5 separate regions of the Homo sapiens genome follow, and regions 2, 3, 4 and 5 are each linked to region 1. The links are chromatin loops, found by intact Hi-C in ENCODE. Cell type or tissue: Panc1. All regions are shown on one strand. Each heading gives the region's core, and the rest is flanking DNA. Links, peaks and the distances in the headings are about the cores only. Region 1 overlaps TTC12-DT (TTC12 divergent transcript). Region 2 has its middle 58 kb from the start of DRD2. Region 3 has its middle 24 kb from the start of TMPRSS5. Region 4 overlaps LOC105369501 (a long non-coding RNA gene). Region 5 overlaps USP28 (ubiquitin specific peptidase 28).

Region 1 (5,885 bases), core at 267-5,266:
TTTCACCACATTGGTCATGGTTGGCCAGGCTGGTCTTGGACCTCTGACCTCAGGTGATCCATCTGCCTCAGCCTCCCAGGGTGCTGGGATTACAGACGTGAGCCACTGCACCCAACCTTATGGGATATATTTTCATGCTTGCATCTCTTTTATTGATAATCTCATCATACTTCACTGCCACAGAAATATCAACAAAAGTTGTTGGAGTGTTTGCTGTGACCAATTATCATACTATGAGCCAGGGGCACAGCCTCTGTCCTCAAGGATCCCACAGTCTAATGAGTAAGACAGATGCATAAACAGATTATTACATTAATAGAACAGTATGATAAGGGCAGTGAAGGTCTAGTGCCTAAGGAAGAGGGAGGGAGAAGGAAATGCTGTCAGGCAAGTCCCCACAAGAATAGGGATTTCCCTGGTTAATGTGCAGGCTGGGAGTGTGTAGACGGCTCCAGGCAGAGGGGACAGGACTGGCAAAAGTTTAGAGGCAAGAAACATTGTGAAAGGCAAGAGTGGTGCAAGATGAGCCCAGAGATGTGGGTAGGGGCAGCTATATCCCGGATGGAAGCCATAGGAAGGGTGTGGAACAGGGACACAACAAGGCAAGAGCCCAGGGATGGAATGATAAGAGTTTATTGGGCAGGAGGGATGCAAAAGACGGGGGCAGCATGTTTGCTCCTGGTTGAGCTGGAAGTCACAGACATTCGTGGCTTCTTCAGAAGTCACTTCCATCTTGATGACTCCCACATACATCTCTGCGAACCCAAACTTTACTCCAAGTCCCAACTCTCTAAATCCAACAGGGTAACTAGACAATGCCTTTCCTGGGAGTAGGGATTTTGCTTTATTTTATCTTTGTATCCCCAGCCCCTGGTGCTTAGTTGGAGCTAAATAAAGATTTGTTGAATAAGTGAGTTTTTCTCTTGCTCTGCTTAGAGGAAGGTTCAAATATGTTATTCTAGATGGAAAAGGAATAAGGGTGTTTATAGTTTCTCTGCCTCAACCTTCCCAGAGTGGTCCATCCTGGAGGATAAGCACTGTTACAGTCACAAAATACTTTTCAGGATAAATCTTGCACTTGACAGATTGACCACTTTAACATGTCAAAAGTCCTGGTAAACCCCGGATAGCCACTGGGCTGTCCAGGAAGATTCCAATTTCCCCACTTCCAGGTGCATCGTAGGATCTCACTTCTCTATGGCCTGGTGATTTGCTTTGGCCAATGCAGTGTTGGGAGAAGTGAAATGGGCAGAAGCCTTTAAGCGCCAGTTTGACTCCCCATACATGTCCTTTCCCCCGACCCAGCAACCAGATGGTGTCCCTGAGTGAGTTCATGGAGGACAGGTATCTGTCTACCTTTGATGGATATGTAGAATGAGTGAGCAACAGACCTTTCTTGTTATAATCCATAAAACCTTGGGGCTTGTTTGTTAACGCAGCATAATGTAGCCCATCATGTCTAATACGGCCACTCGGAACACTTCTTCTTCACTTGTTACAATGGCAAAGTCTAGGGACCTCGCATATGAGTATATGTAAATAACAATGGTTATGATTTACATTTTAAGTGTCAATGTCTATGTATTTTCATATATATTCAAATGCACAGAGGGAAACAGACTTTTAAATTGTTGCTGACTTGCGTTTCAAATATATTTCTCCTAGAGAACCTTTATGAATCATATTTTCACAACGACTACTTCCACCTGATCCAAATCCCTTGTGTGATACTTCAGTTTTACTTTTGTTTTATGTTCTCAATAAAAATGGGAGAACATTTGTTCACGGTAAGTCTGAGACTTGGAGATTGTACAGTAAATCTGAGACTTGGAGATTGTATAAGTGGTCTCCCCTCTCTTTTACTCTGCTCTCTCTTTAGTGTAAACAATTGTCTTTGTTGTCTTTGTCTCTCTTTGTCTTTTCTCATCAACCATACTTTAAAAACTTAGGTGCAGCCAGGTGCGGAGGTTCACTCCTGTAATCCCAGCACTTTGGGAGGCTGACACGGATGGATTGCCTGAGCCCAGGAGTTCGAGACCAGCCTGGGCAACATGGTGAAACCCCGTTTCTACTAAAATACAAAACAATTAGCCAGGCACACCTGTAGTCCCAGCTACTTAGGAGGCTGAGCTTGAACCCAAGAGGTGGAGGTTGCAGTGAGCCGAGATTGCGCCACGGCACTCCAGCGTGGGCGACAGAGCAAGACTCCATCACTAAAAAACAAAAATAAATAAAAGTTTAGGAGAGATATTTTTTTTTCTCCTGAGGACATGAGGAATAAAGAGATCTCACCTTTGCCTGCTAAGAGTGATTGGTGTTGACAAAGTCAACCTGAATCCAGGAACCAAACTACAAACATGGCCCATTAGACAAAGACCCCTCACCATGGATGCTGGAGCTGCAATTGATTTGATAACTTTGGCTTCAAAATTTAGAGAAGGAGGAAGCTGAAGGAATGTAACACTGTCTTTTTCCTCCCTAAAGAGAATTCAAAAGTCACATTTGATTTTTTTTCCAAACCTATGTCCTTTTGAAAGAAAAAAACTAAAAACAAACAAACAAAAAACAGCATTCTACCATAGACGTAGAAATAATTTCAGGATCCAGTTAGACTTAGTCTGTGTGACCACAGGGGCCAAGAGTCTTCCTTGAGATTTCTATACTTAATGAAATGACACTACGGTTATTAACAACAACAACAGTAATGATAGTAACTAGCCCTTAATGAGCTGCTATGTTCCAGGCATTGTGCTCAGTCCTTTACATGCATTATTTAATTTAAAGCTCTTGATAGCCTTACAAGGTCTTATTCCTATTTCAAAGACAAGAAAATGCAGTGAGAGAGGTAAAGTGATTTGTCAGAGGCTGAGCCAAGATGTGAGCCCTGGTCTGTGTCCCACCAGAGCTCAGGCTACCCCACCGCACCACACTGCCTCAGATGTACTTTCTTGAGAGAGCCCTGTTTTAAACTCCTGCCATCAGTGACCACTCCAGGAGCCTCTGGGCCTCGCTGGGCCTCGCTGCGCCTCGTGAACGTAGAAGCCTCCTTACAGACTGCTCCCTCCACTTCACAGGCTGGCCCACCCCTGCAAAGGTGAAAGATACATCTTAACTATAGCCAGAGGGGCATGCCCCCCACTCCATTAAGAAAGGCAGCGTGTCTCCATCAATGTCATCTTTGGATCCTTTCTGGGGATCGTAGGACTTCTCTGCCTGAAAAAGAAAAGCACTGGGCATTCAGTGCCAGGTGGAACCGGTGCCACCAAGCCTGCCTAGTGTGGAACAGCACTGCCACCGTGTGGCAGACTGGCTGCACCTGGACAACCACTGTGGCAGAGAAAGGCTGGGACCCACGAGCAGTCAGCCATTCATGCATTTATTTAATGTTTGCTGAGCACCTACTATGTGTCTCGTACCTGGCTAGCTGCCTCTGACTGCTACTGCTGCTGTGATCACTTCTCTGGATAGTGAATTAAATGATGTCAACAATTTAGGCTCCAGAGAATGTTTAACACTTATTCATCATTTATTTAGGGTACTTGGTCATTCATTTAGGGGTGATTCATACCACTCAGAAATTATAAAGACAGAGCCAGGCACAGTGGGTCATGCTTGTAATCCCAGAACTTTGGGAGGCTGAGGCAGGAGGATCACTTGAAGCTAGGAGGTCTAGACCAGCCTGGGCAACAAAGCAAGATTCCATCTCTGAAAAGAGTGAAAAAAAAAAATTAGTCAGGCATGGTGACATGTGCCTGTAGTTTCAGCTAATCAAGAGGATCACTTGTGCCCAGGAGTTTGAGGCTGCAGTGAGCCAAGATCATGCTACTGCACTCCTGCCTGGACGACAGATTGAGACCCCATCTCGGAAGGAAGGAAGGAAGGAAGGGAGGGAGGAAGGAAGGAAGGAAGGGAGGGAGGGAGGGAGGAAGGGAGGGAGGGAGGGAGGGAGGAAAACAGAAGAGAAGAAGAGGGAAAGGAAAGGAAGGGAAGGGAAAGGAAGGGAAGGGGAAGGAAGGGGAAGGAAGGGAAAGGAAAGGATAGGAAAGGAAAGGAAAGGAAAGGAAACAATTGTGTGATGCACAGCTTTGTGCAGTGAGGTTTTTTTTGCCTCCAAGGTTTTGGGGACAAGAAGGCACACAGAGAATTAAAGGAGTCCAGAGTTACTTGCTGTCCTGATATAGATCCCATCTCAATTGCTATAAAAGGTTGAGATATGTATTTCTAGAACACATCTTTGCTTCTTTTATATCAACAGTTTAAGAGCATATTTAAAGTATATAATTAAAACTTAGAATATAGAGAAAGACAGAAAATTTTCATGACCTCTTACCCCAACAGTACTATTAACATTTTGATGTATTTCCTTTCAGTCTTTCTTCTACATATTTTTGCAATGATGTAACCAGGATTACATACGATTTTGTTTTACTTTATTGGCATAGCATAATGTCATCATAATCATAATAGCTGACACATTCTGAGCACCCTTGATGTCTCAGGCTCTTTATAGGAGCTTTAAACATTATCCCATGAAACCAAGTTACAACCTTAGGAGATAGTGTTATTATCTTCCTTTTAGTAGACAAGGCAATCAAGGCTCAGAGAGGATACATATTTGTCTTGTCTCTAGTTAAAGTCTATACCAGGTAATTGCATTGTTTTCATTACTGATATTTAATATTCACATTGCATTCCATTTATTCATTTCTCTACTTCACTTGACTACTTGCTATCATTTTAGAGCTTTAGTTGTTTCTAATATGTTTTGCTCATGTAAATATTGCTGCAACAAACATCTCTAAGTAAAACTTCTTATGTATCTCAGATTATTTTCTCTGGGTAGCTTCTCATAAATGGGTTTCTCAATCAAGATTTCAAACTTTTATGGTTGTTAATATTCCCAAATAGATTCTCAATGGATTTGTACAAATTTGTACCATTTGCCAACTATGACCAGCAATGCTTGAGAGTGCTAGTTTCACAGTATCCTCATCAGCACGCTTAATTTTTTTCTGATCTAAAAGATGAGAAATAATCTGACAAATGAATCAGTGATAAATGGACTGTTTTTGTGTATTTTATTATTGGAGAGCCTGGAACCCCTTTCACTTTTCATCACTTACACTGGTGCTTTCCAGCTTCCAGAACCACAGTGAAGAACAGTCTATGTTATCTCACCTGGCTTTTCCTTCCTCAAATTGCATATCCTTTTGGACAGCCCTAGAATGTCTCTGCCATCTTGTATCCTTTAAACTAAGAGTTCTTAACTTAGGGTCCAGGGACCCCCTCCCAAGGGTCCATGGATAGAATTCAGGGTGTCTCTGAACTTGATTGGGAACAAAATTGTATTTTTATTGTTACCAATCTGTCACTGGAATTTAGCATTGGTTTCATTGTTTTTTTTTTCCAGCTTTTTATTTTATTAAAAAACCTTTTTTAAATTTCAATAATTTTTGGAGAACAGGTAGTGTTTGGTTGCATGGAAAAGTTCTTTAGTGGTGATTTCTGAGATTTTGGTGCATATGTCACCTGAGCAGCATACACTGTACCCAATGTGTAGTTTTTATCCCTCACGCCCCTCCCAACCTTCCCTCACAAGTCACCAAAGCCCATTATATCATTCTCTTTTTTTTTGAGACGGAGTCTCGTTCTGTCACCCAGTCTGGATGCAGTGGCACAATCTTGGCTCACTGCAACCTCTGCATCCCAAGTTCAAGCAATTCTCCTGCCTCAGCCTCCTGAGTAGCTGCAACTTCAGGCACCTGCCACCATGCCTGGCTAATTTTTGTTATTTTTTAGTAGAAACAGGGTTTCACCATATTGGCCAGGGTGGTCTCAAACTCCTGACCTCAAGTGATTCTCCCTCCTCGGCCTTCCAAAGTGCT
Region 2 (5,885 bases), core at 648-5,647, 230 kb before region 1:
TTTGCTATTGTGAATAGTGCTGCAATAAACATACGTGTGCATGTGTCTTTAAAGCAGAATGATTTATAATCCTTTGGGTATACACCCAGTAATGGGATTGCTGGGTCAAATGGTATTTCTGGTTCTAGATCCTTGAGGAATCGCCACACTGTCTTCCATAATGGTTGAACTAATTTACACTCCCACCAATAGTGTAAAAGCGTTCCTATTTCTCCACATCCTCTCCAGCATCTGTTGTTTCCTGACTTTTTAATGATCGTCACTCTAACTGGTGTGAGATGGTGTCTCATTGTGGTTTTGTTTTGCATTTCTCTAATGACCAGTGATGATGACCTTTTTTTCGTATGTTTACAACTTATATTTTTTGAATGTCTTCTTCTGTGCTAGATTTTTGTTTGTTTGTTTTCTTTTGATTTGAGACAGAGTCTCACTCTGTTGCCCAGAGGCTGGAGTGCAATGGCATCATCTTGGCTCACTGCAACCTCCACCTCCCAGGTTCAAGCAATTCTCCTGCCTCAGCCTCCCAAGTAGCTGGGATTACAGGCATGCACCACCACACCTAGCTAATTTTTGTATTTTTAGTAGAGACGGGGTTTCACTATGTTGGCCAGGCTGGTCTCGAACTCCTGATCTCAGGTGATCCACCCTCTTCAGCCTCCCAAAATGCTGGGATTACAGGCATGAGCCACCATGCCCAGCCTGTTGTTTGTTTTTCTAATGCATCATTCCATGTAATCCTCATAAGAAACCTGCAGTGTAATAATTATTATTTCCATTTTATGGACAAGGAAACTGAGTGAGGTTCAGAGAGGTTAAGAAAATCACCCCAGGTCATACAGCTAGTCCTTGGAGAGGTGGATCTAGCCCTTCTTTGTTCTCATTTCTCTTATTCTACCCAAGAAGACCTTTTGTGGTGTTGGCTTCGGCTCATTCTGGGCTTCAGCCTTCCTGACATTATACTTAAAGGTCTGTGTCACTCGTGTGTATTCATCCTGTGCAATCACACTTCTTCTATATCAGAGTCATTTGCAATTGTCTTGTCAGAATTTCTTTCTTGAAAGTCATCCCTTCAGAGCTGTCTGCCATGAGAGTGTCAGGTCATGGGATCAGCCGATCTTTTCTCTGAAGATTTTGCAATCTGACTTGTAAAAACTAAGGTACAAGTAAGACCATGCCCAGCTCTTTTCTTCGTGAATAGCATGAACTTTGAGGTGACCTGGCTACTATTTCTCAGGATTTCTCTCTTTGTTCCTTCTCTAAGCAGTTGCCGCTTGTTAAAGCAGAATTAGATTCCAAATAGATACCTTCTTCTACCCACAACCTCTGCTTTCTGAGAGATTAAATTGCTGAGGCAAACCAAGAATGTATTTCAATACATTAATTGCTTTGCTTTTGTCTAAATGATAGTTTCTAGAATGATAAGTAGTTGTAAGTAAAGTTGATTAGGTAAGTTACACTGGGAGAGGACCCTATTTCTATAGGGTCTTTTTTTAAAAATAGAAATTTTGATTTTATGACAACTTGCAGGGACTTACTGGGATCCCTTCCTGAGCATGCTTATGTCATTATAAATGCAATTAAGTAGAGCTATATTGGAGTGTATGTACAGTTTTATGTAAAACAACATTACATGATTTTGTATGAGGTAGAAGAGATAGAGGAGTGGTTAACAGCGTGGAGTTTTGGAGACAAACAGGTATGGAGTTCAGTGCTTTCTCAATACTTCATTAGCTCTGAGACTCCGGTAAATTCCTAACATCTTTAGGGTTTAGTTTCCTTACCTGTAAAGTGATGGTGATATACACAGTCTCTATACCCATCTCATAAGGCTGCATGAAGACTAAATGGGGTAACATGTGTAAATGCTTATCACAATGCTTGGTGTATAGTAAAATACTCAATTAACAGTAGATATTATGTGGAATGACATTTGTTTGTATAGGAAATTGTTTTGGCTTATAGAAGTGTGTGTAAATCTGAATGTGAAAATCTGAGTACATATTTCCAGAATATTTTAGTCTCATTGCTGCTTTTTAACACAGATGTTCACAGATACATGATGGTGAGTCCTGAGGACAGGGAGACCTTGAGGAGACTGAGGAGCTTTGAGTCCTTTTAAATTAAAAATCCAAAGAGTTGGAGAGCATTTAAGTTGGAGAAGAGAGTTGACTTCAGAGGTACAGGTGGGCGCTACATGAAAGGTTCCTTCTAAGATGTGAAGGGCCACGCAGGTTCCTTTTCTCCAAAGGGCAGAGGGATGGAACTCTGACCCGCCATGCTGGCTGGTGAAGGATCACCTCTCTCAGGAGGCAGAAGGTGCACCTATGGAGGCCAGGCAGCCTCCTCCTCCCTCCTACGATCTCTTTCCCCTGGCAGGAGGCCAAGACAGCCATCTCCAAGGTGTTTTCCAAGCCAATTCCCTGTGCTTCATGGAAAAGAGCAGCAGCCTGCATGTGTGTATTTCCCCAACCTAAGCTCCAACTTTGATCTTCAGGCAGCACAACATTTGTTTTTAGAAAAAAACTCATCCAGCTCAGAGGTGATGAGGGTGACAGGGCTGTAATTATCACCTGTTCCTCAGCACCTAGTGTACCGTGGGAAAGGTGCTGACAGCTCTGAACTCTCTTTGTGTGGGGAGTGAAGCCCCCAACCTCTGCTTAGAACATTTGACACAGACAGACAGCTGTGGGGCCACGTGGGGGTGGGCGTGGGGTGGGGGTGGAGGGGGCCTGTCACCTCCTCCTCCATCACCTCCTCTTCTCCCTAGGCTGTGAGAGTGGGCTGAGAGCCCTTGCACGTGTCTCCATTCTTAGACACATTTTTATAATAATCAGCTATATTTCACTTAAGAGTCTCTTCAGGGTGCCAGACCTTACAAAAAAGAAAAGGAAAGCAATGGGTATTAATTTGTGATTAACTGGACTTCATTGGGAACCAAGGGGCAGGATGGAAGAGTGACCTCCAGAGGGCGCCAGAGTGATTCCATGCTAAGCCGCGGCTAAGGAAGTCCCCAGGAATACAGTGGAAAGAGGTCGGCTGCAGTGTCAGAAAAACCCGGGCTACAAACCTGATTCTGCTTCTTCCTCAACAAGTGGCTTTGGACAGTGCACTTGACCTATTAGAGATTCAGCTTGCTGGTCTGTAAAATGAGGGTAGCAATACCCTACTTTCAAGGGTTGCTGTGAAGGCTCCATGAGATAAAGGATTCAGGATTAAATGAGATAACAAAGACCAAGAAGGGAGGGGAGATACAGAATGATTGCAAAAGATCTGTGTTACCACTGACACCTTAAGTCCGTTACCCGCACACTGAATTAAGGCCGACTGGTCATAGATGGTCAGCAGTTTTCATACGTCCATCAGTGTTCTTAGAATAAAGCTGGAAATCAGTGAACAGCCCCGTTGGCTTTTGTCATGGCATTGTTTTCAATCAACAGACGCTAAGCACTGTGGCTGCTCTTGTGAAGGGATCTGCAGATGGCTTAGACATGAAACAAGAGTCCTCAGAAGCCCCCAGGAACCCCCAGGAAGGTTGGGAACCACAGAGACAATGCAGGTAAAGCGCTTCTCTCCCCACTTTCCTGAGCCCAGAGGAGAAGAGGCCCCTTCTGACCTGGGTGGGCTCTGCTTGTTCTCCTCCAGGGCTGCCAGGAGGTCACAAGGAATGTGCCATGTGCCACCAGCAGGCCCCGACAGGTCTTACTAAGCTCCTTGAAAAGTCTGGCCCTAGTTTCCCCCTTCCTTTCCTGCAGTATCAGCTCCCAGTCAGGGACATTGCCCAGGGAGGCCTTCCTGCTCCTCAGAGTAACACGTGTCATGTGGCCTCCTTTTATGATTAGTGTTCTTCTCAACTGCCCTCTAGTAGGAGGGGTGAGAGGCAGAGGCTCAGAAACTTGCAACTGGGAACATATGTCTTTCTGGCACCAATTCTGAGAGCAACCTCACCAGAAGAAAACTCCCCTGCTTCCTCCTACTTCCACCAACTGGAAAATGAAACGTCTGCTCCAGGCGTTCCCTGGAGTTCAGCTGTGCAGCCTCTAGGCAGGGGCCCTAGAGCTACTAGCATCGGGTTCTACCACCTACTAGCCAGGGGTATTGTCACCCAAACAGCCTGAGCCACAGCCACCACTGCCCATGCCTGATTCCAGTGGCCACCCTATGGCTGCCCCTGCCTCTCTCCTGGCTTGTCTTAAGGCTGGTGTTGTATCCTCTTGCTCCTCAAAGAGTGCTTCCTAGGGCTGCAGGATCCCGTCCTTGGAGTGCTTGCTAGAAATGCAAAATCTCAGCACCCTTCCTTACGCAGACTTCCTGAATTAGAATCTGTATTTTAACATGATCCCCAAGTAATGCTCACGTACAATAAAATCTGAGAAACATGGATCTAGCTCACCTGATGGTTTCCCATCACTGCCTAACTACTTTATGATAAAAATGACTTCTGGCTACACAGCACCAGGGGCTGAGAACACGGTACCAAGAAATGGTCATGGGAATCTTTGCTAGAAGTCAGAGAAAGCCCGCTAGCATTATTGAAGCCAGGCAATTTATAGGCATGGTCAGAGTTCACTCTTACACCCTCTTTCTAAGGCAGGTGTTATCCCCGTGTCTGGAGGAACAAACTGAAGATCAAAGAGGTCTGAAATGAGCTCACCATTCCAGAGCTAGTAAGAGGGCTGTGTGGGGGACAGAGGAGAGAAAGGGATGTTGGGCAAAGGAACAGCACATGTAAAGGCACAGAGGTGTGAGACAGCATCATCAGCATCATCAACAAGAAATCCTGCATGCAGGACACTGGGCTTCACATTCATTCATTTCATTTATTCATTCCGCAGCTACTTGCCGAGTACTCAGTATGTGCCATGCTCTGTGCTGGGCAACACAGTTGCAATGTAGAATCAGGTAGGCATAGTCTCTGCTCTCAAGGAGCTGCCTTTCTGCTGGAAAAGAAGGATTTTATATTCACAAAAGTGATTTAATTGTAATTGAAGCAAGAGCCACAAAGTATAAAAAAAAAAAAAAAGAAACCTAGCTTAGTCTTGAAGAAAAGGATACTGTGTATAAATAAACAGAAAGACATCCTTGTTTTAGGGCTCCTCAACTTTCAAGATTCCCCTTGGTGGCTCCCAGGAGTGCTGTCTACTCTCCTGGTTGGTGGTTCTTCTCCTGCTGCTCCTAAGCAGCAATCATGGGTCTGTGCACAATGCCAGGCACATAGGGATGCTGGACAAAGGGAAAAAAGTGTGGATTCTACCCTGCAGCAGAAGGGGGCCAGAGCACAGGATTCCCCTTGGGTCTAACACCACCTGAATTTCTGCATGGGGCTGGGTAGGAGTTGGTGTGGAATGTTATTTTGTTTTGTTCCAAGATCAAAAGCCCCAAGAGGCTGGAGCTTCGTGCAGTTTTGCTGCCAGGTGTGCTTGTAAGGAGGTCCAGAGGAAGGCAACATCAGAGCCCAGCCTGGCCTTCCTTTCTTCTCCCTGACAAAGGCCACTCACATTTGTATACAGCTGTGGCTTTTCTTGGGTGTTTCCATTTTATGGTTGTGCATTTATTTGGGGGCTTAATTTTCTAACTTGGGTCTGGCTTTTGCTGGCAGCCCTGGTCCCAGCAAATGGCCTTGGTACACTGGGCAGCTGCAGGGACCAGCTAGGCTTGCCAGGGAAGCTGTATTCCTGTGCCAGGAATCAGGCACATGGGAGTTTCCATATTGGCCTGTTTCTGTTGTCTATTGCGGCATAACAAATCATCCTCAAAATGATCATAACAAATAGTGCCTAAATTGAACAATGGCAATTCAGTGGGTTGGTTGGGCTCAGCTAGGTGGTTTTTCTGCATTCTACAAGATACAGGTGAGGTCAATCATGAGAATGCATTCACCTGGGAGG
Region 3 (5,885 bases), core at 73-5,072, 420 kb before region 1:
GGGTGAGTGTCTTTAATAACATGGGAGCTTTGACAAAAGAGAACAACGAGATTTCTTACATTCTATGCCATCCTTTTTATTGAGGTATATGACCGTCACACAGGACTCACTGACTGGTCATCTTCATTCATCATAATACTACCTGATAATTTCTCAGAATTCTTGGGACTCCTAGGACTTTGTTTAAGCACACATTTTTGGCACTTTTTGCTATTTCAATTAAATTTTATTTTCTTGGTTGGACTTTTCCTCCTTCTCAACACTGTTTCTTTATCTTGTCAAATGGCAAAGGTCTTAAATTGCCAATGTTCCTTTGGAATGTATGTGCCATGACATGCTGACTCTGGTCTTTATAGCCTAATCCTTTATTTGGTGGACATAGGTAATCCTTCAACTCAGCTTTTTGTGTTTTTAACTCCTTGCAGCCATTGGAGGAATATATTATGTTAAGGTTATTCTGAACCTGTCTAGGACTCTGGATTGTATCTCTTCATACTGAAATACAATTTCTTATTCTGAAAAGAGGATAAGGGGTATGACCTTTAGGTCCTTTTGAGGTAGGTGCTGTCTGAAGAAAGTTGCTAATACAAACCTGGCCAACATAGTGAAACCCCATCTCTAGTGAAAATACAAAAATTAGCTGGGCATGGTGGTGGGCACCTGTAGTCCCAGCTACTCGGGAGGCTCAGGCAGAGGAATTGCTTGAACCCGGGAGGTGGAGGTTGCAGTGAGCGGAGATTGCACCACTGCACTCCAGCCTGGGCAACGGAATAAGACCCTGTCTCCAAAAAAAAAAAAAAAAATTGCTAATCCAGTGGGTGTGCTTCCTTAGTCCTCAGCCTTGCAGGCAGACGGTCCTCCAGTTCCTTGCAGACATGGAACAAACTGTTCTTCCTCCTGCCCTTAACCTTTTTCTTAGTTCTGGCTCGGCCCCTTTAATCATGTCATTCTGGTTGCCTAGTCTTTCTTTTTCCTGTTTAAGGGTCATACAAGAACTATTAAGAAAGAAGACTGGTTTTCTTTTTGTGAAAGAATTCAGCTGTGGTTAACAAGAAGCTATTTATCTATATTCTGCATGTCCTATTATGAGAACGCAGAAAAGAATTGTCTGAATCAGCTTTGTTTTTTTGAGGAACAAAGAAGTTGGCTTTCTAAGAGAGGAGGAAGGGCCCATTTTCGCAGGTGAAGAAAATACCCATTTTTGAAAATTCATGTAATTTCAGGTAGCATTACTTTTCTCAGCAATTGAGAGAATGGGGAACTAAGGGTAGAACTGAAATAAATGCATCACAGGGCTATTACACAGAACAGCAGATTTCTTCATAGAAGCTATTCCTGACAGGTACAGCAATTTGGAGGTAGGATCTCTTGTAACTGAAAAGCATGCTTTTCACTCCTTCCTCACAGTAACACAGAAAACTGCATTGCAGCTCTTCTTAGCCTATGCAGATGCAGTCCCTCGGGACTGTTTCACCTAATGAATAGTTTATACTAGGTTGGTGCAAAAGTAATTGCAATTTTTGCCATTAAAAGTAATGTATTATGGCACATGGAGTAGGCAGACCCTATCCTCTTCCCTGGTCAAGGCAATTGATAGCTGATGGTTAAGTGCATGTTCATTCTGGTTAGAGATGAATCATCTAATTGAGCATGTGGAAGTTGGCATGGCAACTGTTACATGACCCTTGAGGGTACCTGTTCTGATGGGGAACCTGAGAATTCCCTGGGATCTTGAGGGTACCTGTCCCACCTGGGAATCAAACTTTCTTTTTTTAGGAAAAGAGTGTAGATTATGGGAGAAGGGGAACTGTAAGGGGCTTGACTCAGTGGATCTATGGGCCAAGTAGAAGAAACCTCCTTCCTAAAGAGCAACAAGAACTATATAAATGACTTTGAGAGATGAAATTCAAGAAAGGTTTCCCAAAGGAAAGTTTTTATTAAAAAGGCAAGTGTGCAAACAGTGTAAATCCATGCAATTATTTGATAATGGTTCCTGTTTCTGTGTGGATCCCGACTTGGTGACCTGTTTTATGGTCAGTTTTGCAAATGCATTTCTCTCTGAAATGGAGATCCTCCAGATGGCACTCTTACCTCAGCCTGGGAGCCTCACAAGGCATCTAGACCTGATCTGTGGAAATGCAAGCCAGAGAAACCTGACCGTTTTACCCTGAGCTTATATTCTGACCTTGGTCAGCTCCGGAAAGGTCATCCATACTCTGAACAACATCTGTACTATATGCTGCAGCACATTGCTCAGCAATCACTTGTGAATAGATCAAACAGTATTTTCTTTCATTAATAACACTGTTAAAGGAGTTTTGGATAATCCCTTTCTCATGCTTGCAAATACTTACGCTATCACTTAAGGCAATGATTCCCAGCTTTTTGGGGGTGGGTTTTATTTTATTGTTTATCTGATTTCCCAAGATTTTGTCCGTCTTCTGAAAGTAGAATGGTACACACAAATATGTGAGGATGTGTGCGTACACACATACACACACACACACACACACACACGATATTTTTGTGATCATGAAACCAGCTCAAGGAAGTAATTTGTTCAACTCCATAGCTGGTTTGTGGAGATGTGTAGGAGTAACTTCTTAGCCATGGGACATAGCTGTCAATGCAGGGAGGGATAAGCCTATTGGAAATTGTCTCATGTACAAAAAGTCTTGGCACCAGGTAGTTCTAAATTGGGTTTTGATGCCCACATTCTCCCTAATCACAAAACCAATTTTAAACATTTGTTATGTGATAAGTTTCTCTTAAAAATAGGCATTTTGCCAAAGCCTAAAATTTCCAAAATACTACAAAGTTCTGGTTTTGAGAAATTTTCCAATTGTTTAATAGTTGAGACAGAAATTCCTCACTTTATCATGAAGAGCTTGGTTAAGAATTTTGTGATAATCACAAGCTATAGCTGGAAATAGCCTTAGATGTCTCAAAATCAAGTTATGAAATCTCTGCCTAGAAGCTGGGGAGGAGGGCAATAATTCTGATGAGCTATGTATAAGTTTTTCACTCCTCTTCAGAAATTGGGTGCCCTAGTTTTTTTGTTTAGCTCATGAGAGTAGGGTGGGAGCAGTTGGGTCTTAGCTACTCTAGCTATTGAAGAAGACAAGGCCAAAGACACCTACACCCTCCCTTGCCACAGGCTTCTAAGTTGTTCTTAAACTTTCTGCATTCATTCTACTTACATTTATTGAGTGCCAGGCATTCTAGTCACTGAACTACAACCAAAAAAAACAAAACAAAACCTCAAAACAAAAATTTCCTGTCCCTCTGGTAATTTAAATTCCAGTGATGAAAGATAAACATGAAATATATATATGTGTATATATATGTGTGTGTATATATATATGTGTGTGTATATATATATATATATATACGTTTGAAGATGATAAGTGCTAGGAAAAAGTAAGCATACGGTGATGAGGATTAGGAGTTCCAGAGAAGGTGGAGCAAAGGGGCGAGCTGCAGTTCTCCGTAGGCGGGGCAGAGTGCATCTCCTTAAGAAGGTGAGTAAGCTGTGTGGATGTCTGGGTGGAGACAATGCTAGGGAGAGAGACCAATTCTTGCAAAGCCTGGGGTGAGAGGAGCATGTCTGATGAGCTCAGGGAATAGCAGAGAGTGAGGGAGCAGGTAGGCAGCAAGGATGCTAGAGCAGTAACAGGAAGAGAGGAGCAAGATTGTGTCAGGCCTTACAGACCAGTGTAAGAATTTATGTTTTGTTTTGTTTTGTTTTTAAACTCCGAGTTAAATGGTAAACGCTTAGTAGCTTAGGAAAAAAAAAACACACTAAAAAATGGAAACATAAAAGTAGAATAGTATGGTGAACCCGTGTACCCATTACTCAGCTTCAACAATTATTATCACGTGGCCAGTCATGCTTCATTGTGCTTATCCTACCTCCCTTCCCCTGAACCCACAAACACAGCAGATTGTTGAAGCAAAGGCCAGGCAGTGTATTTGAAACTCAGGACTCATTCCATAGTCTGAATGTTGTTTCCTGTGCAGTTTTCTCTTGTGGCATCCTTCTTTCAGCTTTCGCTCTTGTCATTCCCGCTTGCCTCTGCTCCCAGGAGCTGTCTTCCTTCCTCCTCTTGCCCCCAACCGCACTTCTCCACTCAGGCTCATCCTAGTATCTCCACTCCACTCCCATTCCCTGAACATTCAGTATTAAATAACAGACACCCCCAAAGCAGCTGACAGCTGACTCATGCCTCCACTTCCCCTTTGTCTGCTCCTTTCCTCTGCCTCAGCCACTTGCTCTACCTAACCCAATCCCATAGCTTCTGGGTGTTCAAAATCTGCATGGGAGGCTTTCCTCTTACTGATTGTTTGATCAGAGAGTATATCCCTTGTACTCTTAGAACCACTTTATCTGGGGTTACTTTCACAGAGAATCCCAGAAGGCATGGTTACCCAGCTTCACCTACTGAGTCCTAGGACTTGATGGCTGCTGGAGTCTGGGACTGGCTTGGTTTAAGGCAGAGCTACCCCTTCCCTAAGATCTGTCTGAGTGGAATGGTCGGTAGTGGAGCAGCCACTGGCTGGCTTCTGTTTCCCATTCCCCATTCCCTGCTTTAGAAATGATGCTTTAAAAGAATATGAATCGTTTCTATTTGCATGAAGGGTTCCATTTATGCTTGATTACCGTGCAGGATGATAAAAATTATGTATAACATTAAGTGTGTCATTCACTATTATAAATTTCATTTAATTTCAATACTAAGCTCTGTTCCTAAACACAGTCTAGTTTGCCATATCTATATCTACATTATTGCTTAAAACTAAAAAAATTAGAACTTTTGCTTACCAACTATTTATATAGTAATCTGTTCTAAGATCGTTTGTAAAATTGGCTTCAGTTGCATTAGTCTGAAGTCACAGTAGATCTTTTGCCCCCTTTTTGAAAATTAGAGTATTTGCTCATCTCAAGGACTATGTAACATGGTTTTGTTATTGCATTTGCAGTTTCTTTTATTTGTAAGTCCCATAGGATATAATTTCTCTGGGTCTGGTATTGTGAACTCACTGAAAACCTAGGTTCTCTTTTCCTATTTTATTTATTTATTTATTTTGAGACGGAGTCTCGCTCTGTCCCCCAGGATAGAGTGCAGTGGCGTGATCTCAGGTCACTGCAACCTCTGCCTGCCGGGTTCAAGCAATTCTCCTCCTTCAGCCTCCTGAGTAGCTGGGATTACAGGCATGCACCACCATGCCCAGCTCAGTTTTGTATTTTTAGTAGCGATAGAGTTTCACCATGTTGGTCAGGCTGGTCTCTAACTCCTGACCTCGTGATCTGCTCGTCTCGGCCTCCCAAAGTGCTGGGATTACAGGCGTGAGCCACCGTGCCCAGCTTCTTTTCCTATCTTTTCATTTATGTTAGGCTTCATTTTCCTCTCAACTACATTCGTTCTAGCCTTTTCAAGTTGAAGGTCATTCTCGATAGAGAATATAAAAGGAAAATACTGCTTGAGCCCTTCAGCTTTCTGTCATTAAAACTTTTTTATTTAATTTAAAACTTTTTTTTTTTTTTGGCAGAGCTGGGTTCTTGCTTTGTTGCCCAGCTGGTCTTGAAGTCCTGGCTTCAAGCAATCTTCCCACCTCAGCCTCCCAAAGTGCTGGGATAACAGGCAGTGAGCCACTCTACCAGGCCTCTGGCATCTCCTTTTTTTTTTTTTTTTTTTAACATCAAGTCATCAACTTCAGGCATAATCTCTTTCTTGTTCCTCTTCTTTCACTGACCATACTCCCTTCTCCCACCCCAAATTCCTTGAAATAATGCTTTTCTGGCCTTTGATTTTCCTGTTATTAATTTTCCACGTTCAGGCTATTCTTATAGTTTTGCTTACGAAGGGACTGTTTGTTGTCTTGTT
Region 4 (5,885 bases), core at 382-5,381, 190 kb before region 1:
GTGAGGATCTTATTTCAACAGACCATGCCAGAGAGCTGGGAGGGCCTCACACTGTGATTGATTTATTGAGATCCTATCCAAGGTGCTTTTTCTCATGGATGCTGGGTGCTGGAAACAATCCCTGGCCATCCCTCTCCCAATCCATGGGCACTTCTGCACCTATTCAATCACCTGTAATAGCTCAGGCTCTGGGAAATGAATATATGGATTGTTCTGGCCAGTGACAGTGAGGAGGGAGGAGCTTTGGTCAGAGCATCAGCTCAAATAGATGTGACATTTGGAGGACTGAGGCAGGGTGAGAGGGTTTCACTGGGGTCCCTTTCTCCCTCCCTGCTTCGCAAGAGATATCCAATTGCCCCAGACAGTGGACAAAAGCGGACAGAGAGGTCTCTTGACCCTCTGGGCCCCAGAGGCACATGAACCCCTACTCAACTCGTTGTCCCCTCTTCACCCTCCCTCACTCCCACACTGCAGGGCTCTAGGCTCTGTCTCTCTTGCTTTATGTGACTATTTTCCTTTTAATCCAAATTGCCTAGTCTTACCCTTAGCTTTTATCCAGTGCTGCTACAAGAAATAGCCATGTGCAGTCTATTTCTGCAATTATCATAACCATACTGTTGAGGATCATGACTGTTATATCTGCAGCAAAATAATGAGGGGGATTTTTCTGGTGCCCCAGAATTGTGGCTAAGGCCCAAACCAAAGCAGAGGAGAAGAGGCACTGAGGAAGCCTGCATTCTAAACAGAGCTGCCTGGGAGCAGGGCTAACATGTCCTGGCAATGTGGTTTGTAAACCACAGGTTTGCAAACTGGTTGCAGAACTGACCTTCCCCCTTCAAGCCACTCTCCGTCCTGCCTTCTGCTCCTCACTCTTGCAGATACCAAGAGAGGACTGGGGAATGGTATGGGGAGATGGCACCAGAGCTGCAACCTTACAGTGTTGGTGGTGGGGGCAATTCCCTTATCTCCCCATGGGAAGACACATGATCACAGAGACCACTGCACTGGCACTCTGCTCTAGAGACTCTCTAAGACCTGTGGAGATGGCCCATGCCAGTGGAGGGAGAAGGGGCTGCAGAGGGCCTGGGAAAGAAGCACTGGGGTTACCCCATCCTGGGTCTCAGCAGCCCTTGGAGGACACAGTGGAAGTCCACAGTATTGCCTATGGTTCCACACAAGGGGCATGGAATGGAAGGGCAGGAACTGCGGGCTGCCCAGCTGGTTGCCAGAATAAGTCGGGAAGGCACCACTCAGAGAGAGGGGGGCACAGTGCAGGTTGAAGGGGGGCATTACCACCTCCTTTTCAAGTGGTTCCTTCTAGGAGAGGAGACCCGGGTTGAGCTGAATATTGCTCCAAAAAAAGACCCCACCCTCCATGTGGAGACTGCCACTCAGCGGGGTCCACTAACCTCCCACAGAGCCAGGGTGAGCCAGGCTGAGATCAGAGATGCCTCCTCACCACCATCACTCTCGGCCACACTGAGATGCCTCCTGCCTCCCCATCCTTCCTTCCTGCCCCCAAGTCTAGAACCGCTAGATCCAGAGAAGGGAGGAAGAGGAGGAGGAGAAGTGAAGGAGGAGACCATGCTGCTCCCCCACCTCCAAGTCCCTAAAGCCACAGTCTTCCTGGGGTTTGGGACATTGACAAAAGGAAGAGCTTTGAACCAGATATGAATTTGGAGTTTTAAATGGACTGGACTGAGTTTTTAGTAACTGAAAGTGACAGGAATATTTATTCACTTTCTGCCCAAAATATCAAGGGATGGGAGAAAGGGATTTGACAGAACACAGCAGAAAGCAGTGACTAGAAAAAATTAATTTTCATGTTTATACCCCACTGCGTTGAGACTCCTGAATAACCCACTGCACATCATTCCAATCGATGCCCTTTAAATAAAGCCCCATGGAAAGAAAGTCTTCTCAGATTTTTTTGCAAGACTATCCAAGATGTGGGGAAATGTGCACCCTCGCACACTGTGGGAGTAGAGGTAAACTGTAAAGGCAAGGCTTTTCCAGGGAGCGGTGTGTGTCACAAGACTTAACAAGGGCATGCCTTTGATGCAGCAGTTTTACAGTGAGGAAGGTACTTATTGATCATTAAACAGATGTTCATGGAGTACCTATTATGTGTTGGGCACTGTTCTAGGTACATTGACCACTGCAGACATGGTTTCTAGCCTTGTGGACATTACAGCTCAGTGAAGGAAAAAGACAGGGCAACAGGATGCTACAACACAGGCTGATTCCTGCCGTAAGAGAATGAAGAGTGGGTGACGGTGGTGACATGAGAGGTGCAGAGGTCTGTGGTGGAGGTGGGTGTCAGAGGAGACTCATCTGAGGAAGTGATGTCTCTGTTGAGAGCTAAAAGATGAATGGATAAGGGTGCTCAGGCAGTGGAGAGTGTGCTAGGCAGTGGAATGAGGATGTACAAAAGCACAGAGGCAAACAGCGTGACAAGTTCAAAAAACCTGAAGACGTTCAGTTTGGCCAGAAAGAGGAGCAACAGTGAAGGTGCTTTAAGCAGGAAGAAGCTGGAAAGGGACAAGGAGCCCTGAGGGAATAATTCAGGATGCATGCAAAGACTCACCAAAGCATCATTTATGGTTATAATATCTGATGATTGGAGACAACTTAGATGTCAAACAATGGATCACCAGTGGCACCAACACAATAGAACACTGTATGACTATAAAAACAATGCTGTGGATGACTATTTATTGATGTGAAGAGATGCTGAATGTTATATTGTCAAATTAAAAACCAGCATATTGGAGAGCCTTGCAAAAAAAATCAGCATATATAATATAAAATGTACACGCTGGACACAGTGGCTCATGGCTGTAATCCCGGCACTTTGGAAGCCTTGAGACCAGGAGTTTGAGGCTGGCCTGGGCAACATAGTGAGACCCCGTCTCCACGAAAGCCAAGAACACTAGCTAAGCATGGCAGCTAGCTAATGTGCTTATAGTCCCAGCTACTCAGGAGACTGAAGCAGGAAGATTGCTTGAGCCCAGGAGTTCGAGGCTGCAGTGAGCTATGATCAGGGCAGTATACTCCAGCCTGGGCGACAGAGGGAGACATTGTCTCTAAAATATATACATACATTAGTAAAATAAAATAAAATTGTATGCACAGTTTGATCTTATTTTTATTTTAAAAATTATGCAAAGATTCTGGAAAAATACATACCCAGTTAACTGTACTTGTCTCTCGGTGCTGGGGTTGCAGACGAATTTCATTCTTTCCTTTTTGCTCTACTGTAGTTTATACCATATTTCATCTGTGTGCAAGTATGGCCTGGATAATAAGGAAGTGAAAGTTATAAAATATAAAATCTCTGAAATGTAAGCTTAAACAATTTAGTGCCAGGAAAGTCTTGGTTTCCCTATCAAGCATGAAGAAATTATTCAAAATTGAGAAGAAGCTAGTGTAAATGCAACTGACATGGAATATCAATTTAGACATTTATGAGCTCCAACGAACTCTGCATGCTTATTCAGAAGGTGTCCACTCCCCTCCCCAACGGGCTACCATTTCCAGCCACATGCACCAGTTGCTGAGCCCCAGGCAGCGCCAGCTTCTCATGGAAATCTTTAATTCTTGTTCTACCACCTTCTTGGTTCTCTAGTTTTATTTCAGAAGCTTCTTAACCTATTAGGATCTGCAAGCAGATAAGCTTATAACACTACGCTAAGGTCTGTTCAAGGCCTTCTGGGTATCAATAAATTCCAGTGGGTTTACACAACTTTGGGGAAATAGACATCTTCTTCTGGTCCTACTAGTATGTGGCTCACTTTAGGACCTCAGCACACACACCCAGCATGATAAATGTGCATCACCATCTTGCAGAGCCTTGGAGTAGAAAAAGAGAAGCTGGTGAACTTCCTCCTTTCTGAAACTTAACATGTTTCCTTTTTGCCATGGTTACCTGTAATCAGAGTCAATCTGATGCTATTGAATTATTACGGAGAAAGAGTTGCTATTTGAATTCAGTGCTTTGAATTCAATTGATCTTTGAATAAGGAGCTTCTGCAGTGATGTGGACCCTCTGCCTAAAGTGGACCAACATTCTTTCTGTCCCTTGAAAGACACGTGTTTTCCCTGTTCCCATCCCTGTGTTCATGCAGGTCCTCTCACTAGGAAATCCTGCTTTGCTGCACTTTCTGTCTATCCCAATGCTACTGATCCGTCATGACGCAGATCAAGTTTCACCTGTGTGAAGGCTTCCCTGATGCTACAATTTTCATGCATCTAGATTCTATGTGCTCCTTGAAAAGAGCATAGATGTTGCCACTGGAAGTCATAAGATCTAGTTGTAACTTTACTACTTACTACTTGAGTGATCTTGTGAAATTTACTTACCCTTTAAGAACGTCAGTTTTTTTGTTTGTTTGTTTGTTTGTTTCATGGAGACATTGAATAACAGGGCACAGGATTACAGAATATTACAATTTAAGTGCCTTAATTACCAAACGCTACATGTATTCAACAAACATTTGTTAAGTACCAACTAGGCAAGTGACACTGCACTAGGCATTACCCAAATGCTGGTTTTGTTATAAGAAGAAATAATAGTTTTCTAGGGAATTTAGCAAATTACATTGTTTTGTGCTTTTAATGTTTCACCTATGAATGTCTTGTTAAGTCTTTTTTGTATTTTGTATGTTAATTTTTTGTATTGCCAAATATTTATCAAATTCTTATTATGAGCCTAGTGGGGATAAAATGGTGGATAATAATGTTCCCTCCTGCAGCTGTGTGGATTTAAAAAATGGGGAACAATTGAAGATTTTAAGCAAGGGAGTAATTTGTTGGGATTTGTGCTTTTAAAATATGATGCTTTTTCCAAGTAATTGAAACTTTCTCCCCTTCTTTGCTTGTCTAAGTTCTGTCCATTTTTGTTATCAAGTTTGATGTCACTTTCTATTGGGATACTTCTCTGATGTCCAAATTTGGATTTTGGGCCCTCTGTCTGTACCTGTCTGTACCTTTTCTTTTCTACCCTCTGTGCAGCTCTAATGACATGGGTTGTAAAAGTTTGGGTACTTGTCTGTGTGCCCCTAGACCATGAACTCCTGATGAGACATTTCTGGGTTGTGGAAGAAAGAGTGTTTACTAACTGAGAAACCTGGAGGAGAGTCAATATCTGTAGGGAAGTGCCAAGTTTTAGTTAAACTGGGAAGAGAGGAGGCCACTTGGTTGAGGAATCTGGGGGAACATGAACATTTGTTTACCACAGAGTTGATTCTAAAGGAGACTGTGGGCTCTTGCGTTGTGAGGGAGGAAGTCCAAGGGAGTGGGTGAGGAGAGCTAAGCCCAGGGGCAAGGCAGACTGAGTTCGTTCAAGAGAGAGGTCCTGGGTCATTCTCGAAAGAGGAAATCCAAGGCCAGGAGAGCACACTGGCGATGGGTTTAGTTAGTGCCCAGTACTCTTACCATGTGGAGAGAACAACAGCCCTAACTCACCAGAAAAGTATAAGGCCTTTAAGAAATGCTTAAAGTATACCTCAACAAAGTTGGAGGGAAAACTGCAACAAAAAAGGGACAAATGCTTTATAAAATAAATAAATGTCTAAAGAAAATACTAGGTTTATGAATTACCTTCTCCTGCATCAGAAAGAGCAGTGGCTCTAATCTTCTGGCCCACGCAAAGGAAGGCCCAGTAGGTGCCTGGCCGTGGCCACCTGACCTCTGTTGCTGTCAAGGCTTGGGAATTACCTGTCCAGAAATCCAAGAACCTTTGCTTATGAGTTTTGATTTCTCATTAACCTTTATAGGGTTTTCCCTGATAATTAACACATATTATTTACCAGTTCGTCTTCTCCAATTAAGATGATAATTAGCTTCCATGTTCTACCAGCCATTCTATGAAAAAGAGCTTAATG
Region 5 (5,785 bases), core at 786-5,785, 490 kb before region 1:
CCACTGCCTTTACCTTGTTCATACCGAATGGGTGAGATTAAGTCATGACATATACTCAATAGCTTTATTTTCTGATTTATACTTTGACATCTGTATTAGTTATAGGTGTGGCAGGGCCACTTTGAAGCTGAAAAGGGATCTTGTTGGTTTGATGGATCTGAATTTTATTAGAGCCATGTTTTTATATTTTAAATCACCAAATAGATTGACATTTTGAATATCCTACTCAGCTTCTGAAGTAATGCAATTATAGGGATTTAGACTCTTTCCATTATTGAGTCCCAACCCCTAGTGTGCATCAGAATCATATAGGGAGCTTTCAGACAGTCGTGAAGCTCAGGCCTCTCCCTAGCAATTAAACCAGAATCCCTGGGAAGGGCCCTGGGCATCAGTGTGTCTTCTGCAGGTGATTCTGATGCTCAGAGGAGATAGACAACCAGTGAACAGGTCTTTGGTTGAAACAGGTGTTAAGCATGACCTTGACTTACAAGTTTAGGCCAATGGGTCATAAACTTTACAGCATTAGAATCACTTTGGGAGCTTTCATAAAATCCCAGTGTCCCGGTCATCTAAACACTAATTAAATCAGCTTATCAGAAGTGGGAACCAGGCATCAGTAGTTTTTAAAGATCCCTAAGTACATCCAATGTGCAGTAAAGTTTGGGAACCACTTGTTTAGACTGTTATTAAAGAGATATTTATCTTTTTCAGACTCTTCCCCACCTAATTCTACCTTTTATCTGTAGGAGCTGAATGCCAAAGCAGCTTCTCTTTTTGAAACAAATGATGATCACTCCGTAACTGAGGGCATTAATGTGATGAATGAACTGATCATCCCCTGCATTCACCTTATCATTAATAATGACATTTCCAAGGATGATCTGGATGCCATTGAGGTCATGAGAAACCATTGGTGCTCTTACCTTGGGCAAGATATTGCAGGTATATGCTCTTGGTAATAATATTCTGAGGTTTTGAGAATTGTAGAAATTTCAGTGTTCTCACTTGATAGCACTGGTTGCCAAACCTTTTTAAGGAATTGGAACCTTCTAGCATATAAGTAAATTAAAAATGGATCTGCTCTATTGAAACAAGAGGAGGGAGCCTGGGCCTCTGCCCCTCTTAACCTCCCTTTAGCTTCCCCATGACTGCCAAATCACCTCCATGGGCAACCAACAAGCCTGGTTTGAAAAAAGTCACTGCTCTCCAGGAATGTCAGACTTCCATTACTCTCTCATGTGCCAAAAGATGAACTCTTTTATAGTTTAAAAATCAAAATCTGACTGGGTGCAGTGGCTCACACCTGTAATCCCAGCACTTTCAGAGGCCGAGGTGGGCAGATCACCTGAGGCCAGGAGTTCAAGACCAAGTCTGGCCAACAAGGCGAAACCCCATCTCTACTAAAAATACAAAAATTAGCTAGGTGTGGTCATGGGCGCCTGTAATCCCAGCTACTCGGGAGGCTGAGGCAGGAGAATCACTTGAACCTGGGCAGCGGAGTTTGCAATGAGCCGAGATAGCACCAGTGCAATCCAGCCTGGGCCACGGAATGAGACTCCATATCCAAAAAAAAAAAAAAAAAATCATGCAGAGTATGGTTATGGGAGGGGTGCCTTGATGAATTTTTTCTGTGGCTTGAAGTTATATAGCATATTAACTATGATGACTTCAAGATTAATTAGTGGACTGTCCTTGCTTGTTTAAAGCATCTTAAGGAGGGAATGTAAAGCTGGTTGTTTTTAGGTGAGTTCAGTAGACTTGGAAAATTGTTATATATTCTGATATGAATCCTCTTTGTTAGGTTCTCACTGACATAGAGATACTCTATTGATGGGGCTAGGCACAGTGGCTGACACTTGTAGTCCCAGCACTTTGGGAGGCCAAGGTGGGTGGCTCACTTGAGCCCAGGAGTTTGAGACCAGCCTGGGCAACATAGTGAGACCCTGCCTCTACAAAAAATGAAAACTTAGCTGGGTATAGTGTAGTTCTAGCTACTCAGGAGCCTGAGGTGAGAGGATTGCTTGAGTCTGGGAGGCCGAGGCTACAGTGACCCAAGATCATACCACTGCACTCCAGCTTGGAGTGAGACCCTATCTTTAAAAAACAAACAAAACAAAAAAGGCCGGGCGCAGTGGCTCACGCCTGTAGTCCCAGCGCTTTGGGAGGCTGAGGTGGGCGGATCACGAGGTCAGGAGATGGAGACCATCCTGGCTCACATGGTGAAACCCCGTCTCTACTAAAAATACAAAAAATTAGCCGGGTGTGGTGGCGGGCACCTGTAGTCCCAGCTACTTGGGAGGCTGAGGCAGGAGAATGGCGTGAACCCGGGAGGCGGAGCTTGCAGTGAGCAAAGATGGCGCCACTGCACTCCAGCCTGGGCGACAGAGTGAGACTCCGTCTCAAAAAAAAAAAAAGATATTCCATTGACTTGTTCAAGTGTTTAAGTTGATAGTATTTATTTAAAAATCCTGTAATAGCTAGTTGCCATGTGTTTCCCTTTACTGTCTTCAGTTTTTATTTAGACCAAGCTTGTCCAACCTGAAGCCCAACACAAATTTCTAAACTTTCTTAAAACATTATGAATTTTTTTTTAACCTCATCAGCTATTGTTAGTGAGGTTCATGTGTGGCCCAGGGAAGCCAAAAGACTGTACACCCCTGATTTAAAACCATGTGTATACACTGATATATTGTAAACATTTGAAAGAAAATAATTACCATCATATCTATGCTAGAGTATCATATCTACTTCCTTGTATTTTAAGAAGACAATTGGTTAGAAGACCCTTTCGTAATAAAGTAATTATATAGTTGTTATATAGCAGTGAGCTAAAGTTTGGTTTATTTGCCTTTGCTCCTGGTTTGGCCTGAAGGAATAATCATTTATTAGTAACTGGCCAGCATAATGCTTTGACCTTTGAGGTTAGGTAAGGGGCTAATAGAAGGCTTGTTCACTTTTACTCAGAAATCTGTTTAGCTGTATATGTAACCATCTGTTTTCCCTCCACAGAAAATCTGCAGCTGTGCCTAGGGGAGTTTCTACCCAGACTTCTAGATCCTTCTGCAGAAATCATCGTCTTGAAAGAGCCTCCAACTATTCGACCCAATTCTCCCTATGACCTATGTAGCCGATTTGCAGCTGTCATGGAGTCAATTCAGGGAGTTTCAACTGTGACAGTGAAATAAGCTCCCACATGTTCAAGGCCCATTCTGGTTCCTGGCTGCCTGCCTCTTGCACAGAAGTTCGTTGTCATAGTGCTCACCTTGGGAAAAGGATTAGGTGGGCACATAAGATTCCGATCAGACCCCAACCATGCTGCATGTGTAAAGAAGGATTGAAAATAAAATTGCACTTTTTAGGTACAAAATCATAAAAGCTGTTTCACTAGAAAAGGCAGAAAGCAGTGTATTAAGGTGTTGAATTACGCCAGAAGACCTGAAATGCCTTGTACCTACAACAATGCTTAGGCTTTTCTAAGCCTCTTGCCACTTTTAAAATTATCCTTCAGGCATAAATATTTTTGACAGCAGAATAGAAGAATGATTCATGAGAACCTGAACCAGATGAACAGCTACTAGTTATTTTATCAAATACAGATGACATTTAAAAATTCTTAACTACAAGAGATTAGAAATATAAACCTTGCCTGGCTCTTGCCAGGAGATAACAAAATGGGTTGCTGATGAACTGCACCCTTTTACATGTGGGTAGAATATAAGCTCACATGGCAGTGAGATGTTGAAAAGTCAAAAGAGACCTGTCTCTCTCCTTTCTTTTCTATCTTTAAACCAGAAAACCTCATACTCAGTCCTCAGTGAAAGAAAGTAAAGTATTAAGGACTTTAGACAGAAGAGCATTGTGTAACTTGACTGAAGATCATCCATTAATAGTTATTAGGCATTTAGGTAAAATTTTCTAATACCTAAAAATTGTCAAAAACAGTCAATAGGGCTACTGCTGGCCCAAAGACCATTTAGGTCCACCTCCTCTTTTTTGCTCTTTTTTTTTTTCTGTGACAGTTTCACTGTGTCGCCCAGGCTGGCGTTCAGTGGTGCAATCTCAGCTCACTGCAAACTCTGTCTCCTGGGCTCAAGTGATTCTCGTGCCTCAGCCTCCCGAATAGCTGGAATTACGGGCATGCACCACCACACCTGGCTAATTTTTGTATTTTTAATAGAGATGGGGTTTCACCATATTGGCCAGGCTGATCTCTAACTCCTGGCCTCAAGTGATCTATCTGCCTCCCTCAGCCTCCCAAAGTCTGGGATTGCAGACAAGTCATCGTACCCGGCCTTCTTTTTTGCCCTTAAAAGTAAGGGATGTGGGTTTGTACAAAAAAAAAAAAAAAAAAAAAAAAACCAGCATACATATGCAAAACTATATATATATGTATATGTAGAGAAAAATACTTCCCATTGATCATTTTTAAAAGGCTTCTGATTGGATATTGTGTTTTAACCAAATTTTAAAGATTAATGGAATCATGAAAGGGAAAAAAATTGATACAACTATGCAGATTTTATAAATGTGCAATAAAAGTATTTGTTTTACCTTTGGTGTGCAGTATGGTCTTTATTTAAATATATATTTTCCATTTGGGAAATGGACATACTTGGTATTTGTCTTGTTCCAATTTTTCTTCTTTAAAACCAAAAAGCAGATTAGAGGGTTGATAAACTGGATGGGGACTGACGCGCCAGTGTTTGAAATAAAAGGCAACAGTCAATTATTGAGCAGCACCTAGTGGTAACTGAAGCTTTTTAATCTCATTGGCTATTTGCATTGCATGTAAGCTTATCTACTTTGTCAAATTTTTGAATGCAAAAACAGCAATTTTCTTAGAATGGAGTTTCTTATGTAGTCATTCCTCAGCAGACACCGGCAATTGCTGGGACCCCTGCATATACCAAAATCCATGCATACTCAAATTCTGTAGTTGGCTTTGCAGAACCCACATATAGGAAAAGTTGACCCTCCATACACTTGGGTTTTCACATGCTGTGAATACTCTATTTTCAATCTGCATTTGGTTGAAAAAAATCCTCATGGGACTCATGCAGTTCAAACCTGTGTTTTTCAAGGGTCAAAATGTATTTTGATTAATGGTAGGCCATGCTTTACAGATATTCAGAGGTGCTTTAGTGTTTTAAAACTCATCGCAAAGATTGTTTCATGGGAAGTTGATCAATTTTCTTACTGATTACCCTTTACAGTTTAACATCCTGTGTGCCACCATTTGCCTTTCACTTTTTAATCCCTGTCAATATTGAGTCTTGTGTGCAGTGCTTCAGTTATATTATTTTAACCCTGGGATGACGATAGGGACCATGATTTATCCAAGGTCGTAGATCTTGTAAGTGGTAGAACTAGGACACTAATCCTTGGTGTGTCTGACTTCATAGCCTGTGCTTTTAATAGATGTTCAACTGTCCTTGGTAATCGTGTGAAATATTTTGTTTTGTGTCTCCTTAACAGTAGTTATTTCCTGATCAGCTATTGGGAATCTACAGTTGGCAAAGAAAGGAATGGATGGACATCTGGAGTGTATGGTGCTGAGTAGTCTGTATCATTTGGATCCACCAGGGGGAGTGCTGAGAACTATTAATAGTTTCTTATTCCTAACAGTAGCTGGCTGCCTTTAGGTACAACCAAAGGCCTCCACAAACTAAGGTCTCAGACTGGTTTGTTTGTTTGTTACCCAGCTGTCAGGCTAAGCATTTTTTTTTTTTTTTTTTGAGACAGGGTCTCACTCTGTCCCCCAAGCTGGAGTGCAGTGGCACGATCT

The links. Hi-C counts contacts between places; a loop is a spot of excess contacts. Peaks named below come from ENCODE experiments on the same cell type or tissue, not always from the same donor. Only the 100,000 strongest peaks of a DNase experiment are listed, where the experiment ranks them.
Region 2: a loop joins it to region 1, with 10 times the contacts of the local background. A loop is called at or near these places in 97 of 110 quality-filtered maps.
Region 3: it touches region 1 in a loop (10-fold over the local background); 89 of 110 quality-filtered maps call a loop at or near these places.
Region 4: it touches region 1 in a loop (3-fold over the local background); 6 of 110 quality-filtered maps call a loop at or near these places.
Region 5: it touches region 1 in a loop (5-fold over the local background); 53 of 110 quality-filtered maps call a loop at or near these places.

Annotation. Positions count from the first base shown.
Region 1 is chr11:113,303,305-113,309,189 of GRCh38, reverse strand. All of the region lies in intron 1 of TTC12-DT (TTC12 divergent transcript), which reads left to right. Among named protein-coding and RNA genes, the nearest start is that of TTC12-DT, 8.2 kb to the left of the region's middle. In Panc1, for the core only: a CTCF peak has its summit at 3,299 (motif pointing left); a DNase peak (open chromatin) is centred at 3,309; H3K27ac peaks cover 1,960 bases.
Region 2 is chr11:113,529,979-113,535,863 of GRCh38, reverse strand. No RefSeq gene overlaps it. Among named protein-coding and RNA genes, the nearest start is that of DRD2, 58 kb to the right of the region's middle. RefSeq lists a silencer at 2,843-3,137. In Panc1, for the core only: CTCF peaks have their summits at 2,749 and 2,966 (motif pointing right); a DNase peak (open chromatin) is centred at 2,983; H3K27ac peaks cover 2,053 bases; H3K27me3 peaks cover 317 bases.
Region 3 is chr11:113,727,298-113,733,182 of GRCh38, reverse strand. No RefSeq gene overlaps it. Among named protein-coding and RNA genes, the nearest start is that of TMPRSS5, 24 kb to the right of the region's middle. In Panc1, for the core only: CTCF peaks have their summits at 1,890 and 2,098 (motif pointing right); a DNase peak (open chromatin) is centred at 2,122; H3K27ac peaks cover 3,413 bases.
Region 4 is chr11:113,491,396-113,497,280 of GRCh38, reverse strand. All of the region lies in intron 1 of LOC105369501 (a long non-coding RNA gene), which reads left to right. Among named protein-coding and RNA genes, the nearest start is that of DRD2, 19 kb to the right of the region's middle. In Panc1, for the core only: CTCF peaks have their summits at 2,845 and 3,046; no DNase peak of the experiment used is centred there.
Region 5 is chr11:113,796,640-113,802,424 of GRCh38, reverse strand. USP28 (ubiquitin specific peptidase 28) reads left to right here. Exons shown (of 26, transcript NM_001346252.4): 25 at 747-942; 26 at 3,010-4,550. The coding sequence ends at 3,185. Among named protein-coding and RNA genes, the nearest start is that of CLDN25, 20 kb to the right of the region's middle. In Panc1, for the core only: CTCF peaks have their summits at 3,224, 5,389 and 5,590 (motif pointing right); a DNase peak (open chromatin) is centred at 5,568.